Regions from separate parts of the Homo sapiens genome. Here region 2 is linked to region 1. A link is a contact called in ENCODE Hi-C or POLR2A ChIA-PET data. All regions are on one chromosome and are shown on one strand. The core of a region is the stretch at or near the end of the contact, and the rest is flanking DNA. Distances in the headings are between cores, read along the strand shown.

Evidence for each region. A loop is a pair of places that touch in the nucleus more often than their neighbours do. ChIA-PET counts read pairs that join two places held with the same protein, here RNA polymerase II (POLR2A). Pooled maps may share reads with other maps.
Region 2: a map of thyroid gland shows a loop between it and region 1 (2.2-fold over the local background). The contact joins two enhancer-like sites. A Hi-C loop is called at or near these places in 8 of 168 maps with a recorded cell type or tissue (adrenal gland, heart left ventricle, heart right ventricle and 5 more), 8 of 37 single-sample maps with no recorded cell type and 5 of 50 pooled maps. POLR2A ChIA-PET finds 5 or more read pairs at or near these places in 4 of 52 experiments (GM12878, Panc1, activated CD4-positive, alpha-beta T cell and 1 more).

Annotation. Positions count from the first base shown.
Region 1 is chr5:139,090,016-139,094,505 of GRCh38, forward strand. All of the region lies in intron 3 of SIL1 (SIL1 nucleotide exchange factor), which reads right to left. Among named protein-coding and RNA genes, the nearest start is that of SIL1, 110 kb to the right of the region's middle. Within about 2 kb of position 2,041, at least 4 of the 41 ENCODE cell types and tissues checked have a DNase peak (open chromatin) inside an H3K27ac peak, as active enhancers do.
Region 2 is chr5:139,243,971-139,248,460 of GRCh38, forward strand. No RefSeq gene overlaps it. Among named protein-coding and RNA genes, the nearest start is that of SNHG4, 28 kb to the right of the region's middle. Within about 2 kb of position 2,525, at least 3 of the 41 ENCODE cell types and tissues checked have a DNase peak (open chromatin) inside an H3K27ac peak, as active enhancers do.

The DNA.
Region 1 (4,490 bases), core at 791-3,290:
GGTAGCATCTTTTCTCATCTCCTTTCATTTTTCTTATACTGATAACTTCTCAAGGAATGTCTAGACCTCCTTACCCGCCATTCACTCCAAAGCCCACTCCACACCACTCCACTCTCACCCAGTGACAACCACTGATGCTTCTCACTCCTCCCCTCCTGAGATTTCTTGGCAGCACATGACACAGGAGGCCAGTTCCTCAGTCCTAAAGTAAGTATTCTGCCCTGACTTCCTTGAGACTGAATACCTGATGAGTTCCTGCCACTACAGCCTCTCCTTTGCCAGCTCACCCTCTTCTACCTGACTGTTAAGAGTTGAAACTTCTCAGGATGCTCTTGATTCTCTTCTGGGGCTCATCAGTTCTCATGTCTCCAACTGCCATCTAGATACACATACACACAAACAGGAGCGCACAGAAATAAAACTAGAATGACCTACTGGATAATAAAACATATTGCAAAACCTCTACAATTAAAATGGTTTGATACTGGTGCATGAATAGACAGAATTACCAATGAAGCAGAAAAGAACATTCAAAAACAGACCCAACTGCACACAGAAATTTAATATACAGTAAGAGCAGCATCTCAAATCTATAGGGAAAGCACTTTCTTTTTTAGACAGGGTCTCGCTCTGTCGGCCAGGCTGGAGTGCAGTAGTATGATCACTGCAACCTCAAACTCTTGGGCCCAAGCGATTCTCCCACCTCAGCTTCTGGAGTAGCTAGGACTACAGGCACGCACCACTACACCTGGCTAATTTTTTTTCTTTTTTGTAGAGACAGGATCTCTCTCTGTTGCCCAGACTGGTCTCAAATACCTGGCTTCAATCCATCTGCCCACCTCAGCCTCCCAAAGGGCCGGGATTGTAACAGGAGTGAGCCACTGCACCTGGCCAAGTCAAACTTTTTAATAAGCAGTGTTGGGATAACTCAACAGACATACTGAAAAAGGTAAAAATTAACCCCATGTCTTATGCCTACATGTCAAGATAAATTCCAAACAAATTAAATCTTTAAATATACAAAATGAAAACATATAAGTACCAAAAGAAAGCATAGGTCAACTACTCTATAATCTGGGAGTAGTAAATAATAACTTTCCTAATTATAAGTTGGTGGCAACAACTTGTTGAAAGTAAATAACTTTCCTAATTATAATTCAAAATCCAAAAGAAATCACAAAAATATTAATTTGATTATGCAAAAATAAAAAGTTTTATAAAAAATAAAAATGCATGGAAAAATATCATAAGCAAAAAAGACAAATGTCAAACTAGGTAAAGTATCTGCAATTTAATATCATAGAGTGTTAATATCCCCAATATATAAAAAACTTTTAAAAAATAAGGAGAAAAAGACCAAAAACACAATAGAAAAAAAAGACTACAGATATAAACAGGCAGGTCACAGAAAAAGAAATACAATGCTATTTGACTCTATGAAAAGATGTTCAACTTTGCTCATCACATGACAAAGATAAAATAAAACTACAGTAGAAAACTGCTTTCCACCTATTAGGTTGTAAGTACTTTGCAGGCGAGACTAGGGAAATGAAATTTGCATATACAGCCCCTATAAAGGGGAATTTGACAACATCTAATAAAATTATAACTGCATTTACCCTCTGACCCAGAAGTCTGACTTCTAGGAAGTGACTGCAAAGATATGTTGGCAATAACCTGGATGAGCCTGGAAGTAGATTCTTTTCCAGAGCCACCAGAAAGGGACACAGGCTGGCCAACACCCTGGTTTCAGGCTGTGAGACCCTGAACAGAAGACTCGGCTAACCAGGACCTAGATTTCTGACCTACATCAACTATGAAATAATAAATGAGACGGTGTTTGAAGCCACTAAGTTGGTGGCAATTTGTTTCACAGCTGTAATTTGCAATACAGCCCTGCAGATGGGGGAAAGGGTTCACACCAAGGCTGGAAATGGGAGTAAGTGGACTGTGTGAGATCTTAGGCCATCTAGTTTGGCTGAAACAGCAGACAGGCAGAGCTAAGGACTTAGAATAGCTGAGGTTCTTGAGGCCAGCCCTCCTTGCCTGACCATCCAACGGGAGTATGGGAGCAGGAGGTGAAGAAAAAGGTCAAGGAGGGGAAACCCCTGGCAGGCTGCATCGCTGGTACTGATAAAAAGCATATGATCACTAAGACTTCAGATTTACCCTAAAGAATCTATAAGTACTTCTGTTTCTTCTACTTTCCCTTCTCCCTCTAGGCCTCCCCTCCCTTCTTTCTTGGACACTCAGACTTTAAACTGGATGACCTTGAAAAAGGTAGGAAAAAAATTTTAACAAAAAGGGAGCCCATTATTTGGTAGAAATTTCTCCTTTGTAAGTTTTCCTTTTATATAAGTCTATTTCTGTAGATAAATTGAACCCAACTGTGATATTTAAATCGTTTTAAGAAAGTACATTCTGTTTTACTTGCAAAAAGAGGGGACCCTTGGCCTCTTCCTTGAGACAGGCGAAATGGAAGGGGATGCAAGATACCCTGCTTATTTATCTCCAAAAGAAATCTATAGCCCCAAGCCCAGCCCAATTTTTGTGCCCAGCAGGAACAGGCCTTTGTTCAGAGAACACCACAGGTATGATGGGCACCACACCAAAAACAGAAAGCAGAACCGCTACATCTTTGGGCTCAAGACAACGGGAACATGAAAACAACAGGAGATGGAGAGTGCCAGGCACAAGGGAAATACCTTTTATCTTACATTTTGTTGCTCCTAATGACCTTGTTCAGGCCTCAAATCAGTATGACTTCATTCTTTGGGAAGTATATTCTATGGAAGCTTTAAAATATATTATGAGGTTGCTATGGTTTAAATGTGGCCTCCAAAGTTCATGTGTTGGAAACTTAATCCTGAATGTGACAATGTTGAAAGAGGTGATTAGGTCATGAGGGCTTTGCCCTCATGAATGATTAATGTCACTATCACAGGAGTGGGTAAGTTTTCGCAAGAGTAGTTTATTAAAAAAGCAAGTCCAGCTGGGTGCAGTGGTGTGCCCCTATAGTCCTAGCTTCCCAACTACATGGAAGGCTGAAACGCGAGGACTTGCTTGAGCCCAGGAGTCCAGCCCAGGCAACATAGCAACACTCCGTCTCTTTTGTTCCCCCCCACAAAAGGCAAGTTCAGCCCCATTCTGCTCTCTCTCCAGCACCTGCTCTGTCACCACATGATGCCTTTGGCCACGTATGCCACAGCAACTAGGCCCACAACAGATGCAGCTCCTCAAACTTGGATATCCCAGTCTCTAGAATTGTAAGAAATAAATCTATGCTCTTTAGAAATTACCCAGTCTCAATTATTCTGTTACAGCAGCATAAAATGTACTAAGACAGAGATAAATCAAGTTCTAACACAGGGAGACAGGTGTTATTGAACAGGTGCCGTCCACAATCCTTCAGAGCGCAGTTAGCTCCATCTCTCTTCCCACACTAACCCAGTCCGTGTGTGTGAAAAGGTAATAACCTGACACAATCTCCATACCCTGGCCATTGCGCTGAGGATAGAAGAGATTGGTTCTTCTCCGTGATGGTTAATGGAGGTCTTCAAAACTCTTTCAATCCCTTACCCATTACATTTTTCTAAGGTACTTTTAAATCCTTTCAACTCTGTATCTACAACACACTGTGTGAGGTAAATTTTCTTTCATTTGTCCCAAATTTAATTCCCTTGGGATCACATGATGTCAGGCTCTACTGAACAGGATTTGTTGAACCAGTCCACATTCCCACTATCTTTACCCTATAAATTTTCAGTGCATGGCAAAGAGAAGCTCAATACATACTGTGAGTAGATGAATTTTCCTTCTCTGGCTTTACTCCACATCAAAAAGTCCCATGCTTTCCCCCACTGTCTTCAAATCCACACATACTCCACATCTGTCATGGGCTGAACTAGAATCAGAAATAAGTGTTCCTCCTCTCAGGAAGCCAGTCCTGGATCATGTTTCAGGTTTAAACATGAAATGGGGAGGGTATCATCATAAACCAGCCCTCACCTGCAGCGGAAACAATTTCTGCCAGGAAAGTAGTAAATGAAGCTATTTATTTGCTCTTCCTGCTGATGGAGTGAACACATCGTGTTTCTGTACAACCCACCTCCAACCTGACTCTCATTTCCATGCTGAGCAAAAGTGGAAAAGAAACAATAGGAATCATGTCCCCATTGGAATGGGAAACCACTGGAAATCTCAAAAGAGAAACAAAGGCCTAAACACAAACTCCTCACACACCTTAAGAATAAACAGGTGATACAACAGAATTCATTCTATCATTCATTAGCCAATCTTTATTGAATACCTGTTATGAGCCAAGCACAGCCCTGGGCTCTGAAGATCCAGATGTGAGCAAGACAGACCAAAATCTCTGTCCACTCAGGGCTTACATTCTAGTAGTGGAAACAGACAATAAACAACACTAAGTAAAATCTATAGATTAAATAATAAGTGCTAAGGAGCAAAATAATGCAGGGAAAGGGATA
Region 2 (4,490 bases), core at 1,275-3,774, 150 kb after region 1:
AACATAGACTAATCGTGAGAACATTATGCTAAGTAAAAGAAGCCAGTTGGCTGGGCACAGTGGCTCATGCCTGTAATCCCAGCACTTTAGGAGGCTGAGGCAGGTGGATTGCCTGAGCTCAGGAGTTCACGACCAGCCTGGACAACACAGTAAAACCCTGTCTCTACTAAAATACAAAAAATTAGACAGGTGTGGCAGTGTGCACCTGTAGTCCCAGCTATTCAGGAGGCTGAAGCAGTAGAATTGCTTGAACCCGGGAAGCGGAGCTTACAGTGAGCCAAGATGGTGCCACTGCACTCCAGCCTGGGCAACAGAGTGAGACTCTGTCTCAAAAAAAAAAAAAAAAAAAAAAAAAGCTGGGCGTAGTGGCTCACGCCTGTAATCCCAGCACTTTGACACTTTGAGAGGCCGAGGCGGGCAGATCACGAGGTCAGGAGATCGAGACCATCCTGGCTAACACGGTGAAACCCCGTCTCTACTAGAAATACAAAAATTAGCCAGGTGTGGTGGTGGGCGCCTGTAGTCCCATCTACTCGGGAGGCTGAGGCAGGAGAATGGTGTGAAGCCAGGAGGTGGAGCTTGCAGTGAGCCGAGATCGCGCCACTGCACTCCAGCCTGGGGGACAGAGTGAGACTCCGTCTCAAAAAAAAAAAAAAAAAAAGCCAGGGAGGAAAAGCCACACACTGCATGATTCCATTTATATAAAAAGTCCACATTAGACATATCTATAGAGATGGAAAATAGATTAGTAGCTGCCTAGAGTTGGGGCAATTTGGGATTGACTACAAATGGGTAGGAGGTTTCTTTCTGTGGTGATGAAAATATTCTAGGATTGGTTGTGTTGATGGTTGCACAGCTCTGTAAATATACTAAAAACTTTGTGCGCTTTAAATGGGTGAATTGTCTAGTGTATAAATTAAATCTCAGTAAAGAAACAGGCAACCCACAAAGTAACAGAAAATTCTATATGAAATTGTTACCACTAAGACGTCTAATAGTTATATTTAAAAATAATAATAACAATAGTTTTCTTGGTGTTTTGTTTTATTTTCTGAGACACAGTCTCCCTCTGTCACCAGGCTGGAGTGCAGTGGCACGATCTCAGCTCACTGCAACCCCCGCCTCCCGGGTTCAAGCAATTCTCCTGCTTCAGCCTCCCGAATAGCTGGGACTACAGGCGCATGCCGCCACGCCCAGCTAATTTTTGTATTTTGTTGTTGTTGTTGTTGTTGTTTGAGACGGAGTCTTACTCTGTCGCCCAGGCTGGAGTGCAGTGGCTCCATCTCAGTTCACTGCAACCTCTGCCACCTGGGTTCAAGTGATTCTCCTGCCTCAGCCTCCCGAGTAGCCGAGATTACAGGCGCGTGCCACCATGCCTGGCTAATTTTTGTATTTTTGGTAGAGACGGGGTTTCAGCATCTTGGCCAGGCTGTTCTTGAACTCCTGACCTTGTGATCCACCCATCTCAGCTTCCCAAAGTGCTGGGATTACAGGCGTGAGCCACCATGCCTGGTCTTTTTTTGTATTTTTAGTGAGATGGGGTTTCACCATGTTGGCCAGGATGGTCTCAATCTCTTGATCTCGTGATCCGCCCACCTCGGCCTCCCAAAGTGCTGGGATTACAGGTGTGAGCCACTGCGCCCAGCCAATAGCTTTTTAAAACAAAACAAAAAAGTGAGGGCTTTGCTGTCAAATCTCATTTCTGCCACCTGCTGACTATGTAACCTTGGACAAGTTACTTAACCTCACTGAGCTCAGTTTTCTCATCTGTAAAATATGTATTAGGTCATTTTGAGGATTAAATACATGAATATGTAAAGTCATCTGGCACATAGTAGGTGCTCAGTAAATGAAAACTATAAAGAAGAGCCAAGGAATGCCAACAATTAAAGGAGTGAGGAAGAAAAAACAATATTTGTGGGCCAATGCTATATCCATACATTTATGCCTAACATTTGGCTGTGTTCTAAGGACATAAGGAAGACCCTGACTAAGAAGCTGGAAGGCTGAGGTATAAGGCATTTCTGGAATAAAAATCCCCATAAATAAGCTAAGGGCCAAAACAGAGTCATGGGCAGGTTGTTCAGAAGCAGAGAGAAAGGCTTTGAAAGGGGAGGAGACTTTAAGAGTCAGCCAGGTGGAAAAGGGCAGAGTAGACCCTTGTCCCCTCCCCTACTATGGGTAACCAGAAGGATATGAAACAGCCCTCTCTGGAGAAAACTGGATAGAGTTTACTCAGGACAGGCAGAGGCAGAAATCAGAAGAGAAATTGTAGGTTGATTTTTCATGGCCAGGATGGGGAATGAAGCTGGCACAGGAGGTAGAAGATAAGGCCTGCCTCCCTGGCCTTGCAATAGGTGAACTGAGCCCTAGGAATTCCTGCCCTCTCCCCTGGACTAGCTCCCCTTGGCCCCTAAGCTCTGGATCTCCCTCTGCCTCCCACCAGTCCTCTTTTGGGGAACAGAACCCGATGCTCTGTGGGCCGAGCATGATGGCTCCAGCACTCCTCCCTCTAGTGACTCATTCCCAAGACTGGGGGTGGCAGGAAGTGCCAGGGCCCCAGAGTTGCAGCCCCATCCGGATTCTGGCAGCTTAGAGACATCCTATATTCTTCCTTCCTCCCCCCACCCCCGCCACCTCCCTCACTTTCAGCTCTGACTCTTGACATTTCTACATAAGAGACACCCACCTCCCCCAATCTCTTCTTGCCTTTCTATTGCCTCCTACAGTACCTAAACTGCAGCCCCTAGGGGCTGCTGGGTTAAAGCAGCCTGATCCCAAGGGGGAATGGACACAACCCACATCTAAGGGCCCTTTCCTAGGAAAGGTGACCAGGCAAGTTCTGTACCCTCATGGCCAGATCTTTGACCGGCAAGGCACATGATCTAGAAAGCATTCTGATTGACGCTTAAAACAACAAAATGGTTTTGCTCCATGCTAAGGTCTTCACAAGTCTGTCTCATTTATTCCTTACAACAACTCTAATACAGATACCATTATCACCGGCATCTGGCAAATAAGAAAAGTGAGAGGAAATGTGAAAAGTAGAAGAGCTCGGCCGGGCGCGGTGGCTCACGCCTGTAATCCCAGCACTTTGGGAGGCCGAGATGGGCGGATCACAAGGTCAGGAGATCGAGACCATCCTGGCTAACACGGTGAAACCCCGTCTCTACTAAAAATACAAAAAAATTAGCCGGGCGCAGTGGCGGGCGCCTGTAGTCCTAGCTACTCAGGAGGCTGAGGCAGGAGAATGGCGTGAACCCGGGAGGCGGAGCTTGCAGTGAGCCGAGATCTCGCCACTGCACTCCAGCCTGGGTGACAGAGCGAGACTCCGTCTCAAAAAAAAAAAAAAGAGAAAAGTAGCAGAACTGGGGCTTAAACCCAGGACTCACATCCTGGGCCTTTAACTGCCAGGCTCCTCTTCCTGTCTTGGGAACAGAGGGCAGTGTAGGCCTCTTTGAGCACAGCCCCCTGAGTAATCTAGGGCAGCACATGCAATCTTGAGGCCCTTGGCACAGCTGCTCTGGGGTCTGGCTTCAACTCTAGCCTCCCTTCTAGTTCTCCGTCCCTTTCTATACCTGCCCCACTCTCCGGGGTGGAAATGTGGAGGGCTACTCAGAGGATTCTCAGCCCCATCAACAGCTTATCTTCCTATTCAACTATTAGGACAAACAGACATCAATGTGATTCCAGGGTTCCCAGGGACTACCTAGAAAGAGGGAAATCAGATAGTAATGCTTATAGGTGCAGGCAGGCAAAAGGAGGCTATAGATACCCAAGCATGGGGTTAGCTGAGGCTTGCAGGCAGAGCAGACATCTGTCAAATCAAAGAGGCATAGAGACAGCCCACATGACAATAGAAATAATGATACCCTTGAATTATGTAGCACTTTATAATTTCTCAAGCACTTTGCAAACATTTGATCCTCCAGATGACCTCCTAGGGCCCAAGGAAGCAGAAAGCATCTTTTATAAGCTGTCACCACCTGTCAAGTTGTCCCCCAAGATGGGGAAAGGCAGGAGCCAGGCAAGGCAGTGAGTGAGTTAACCAAACCCAAGCCACAGTGAGTAATTGATAGTTTTTATGGAGACTTTATCCTCAGACTCCTTAGATATCATATTTCTGTTAGATTATATTTACATAACAGTGCAGGGTGAGAGACCCTGATAAATCTTCTCAGAGGCATGGGGATGAATACTGTGGAAATGTACTTTTGTTGATAGCGATTTGTTTTACTACACTACTGCCCTTCAATCTAGGGAGGAAAGAGCAAGGCTATTGCTTTATGGAGGGAGGGAAGGAGGGAAAGGAGAAGGGGAGGTATATAAAGATCAGAGATCTGGAACAAGAGGAATGAATGAGAGGGGAAGAGACAGGGCTCCGAAAGGGAAAGCTTTAGGCAAGGGGGGCAGAAGGAAAGGACAGGAAAAAGGAAAGCTGGGCCAGATGCGGTGGCTCACGCCTGTAATCCCAGCACTTTGGGAGGCTG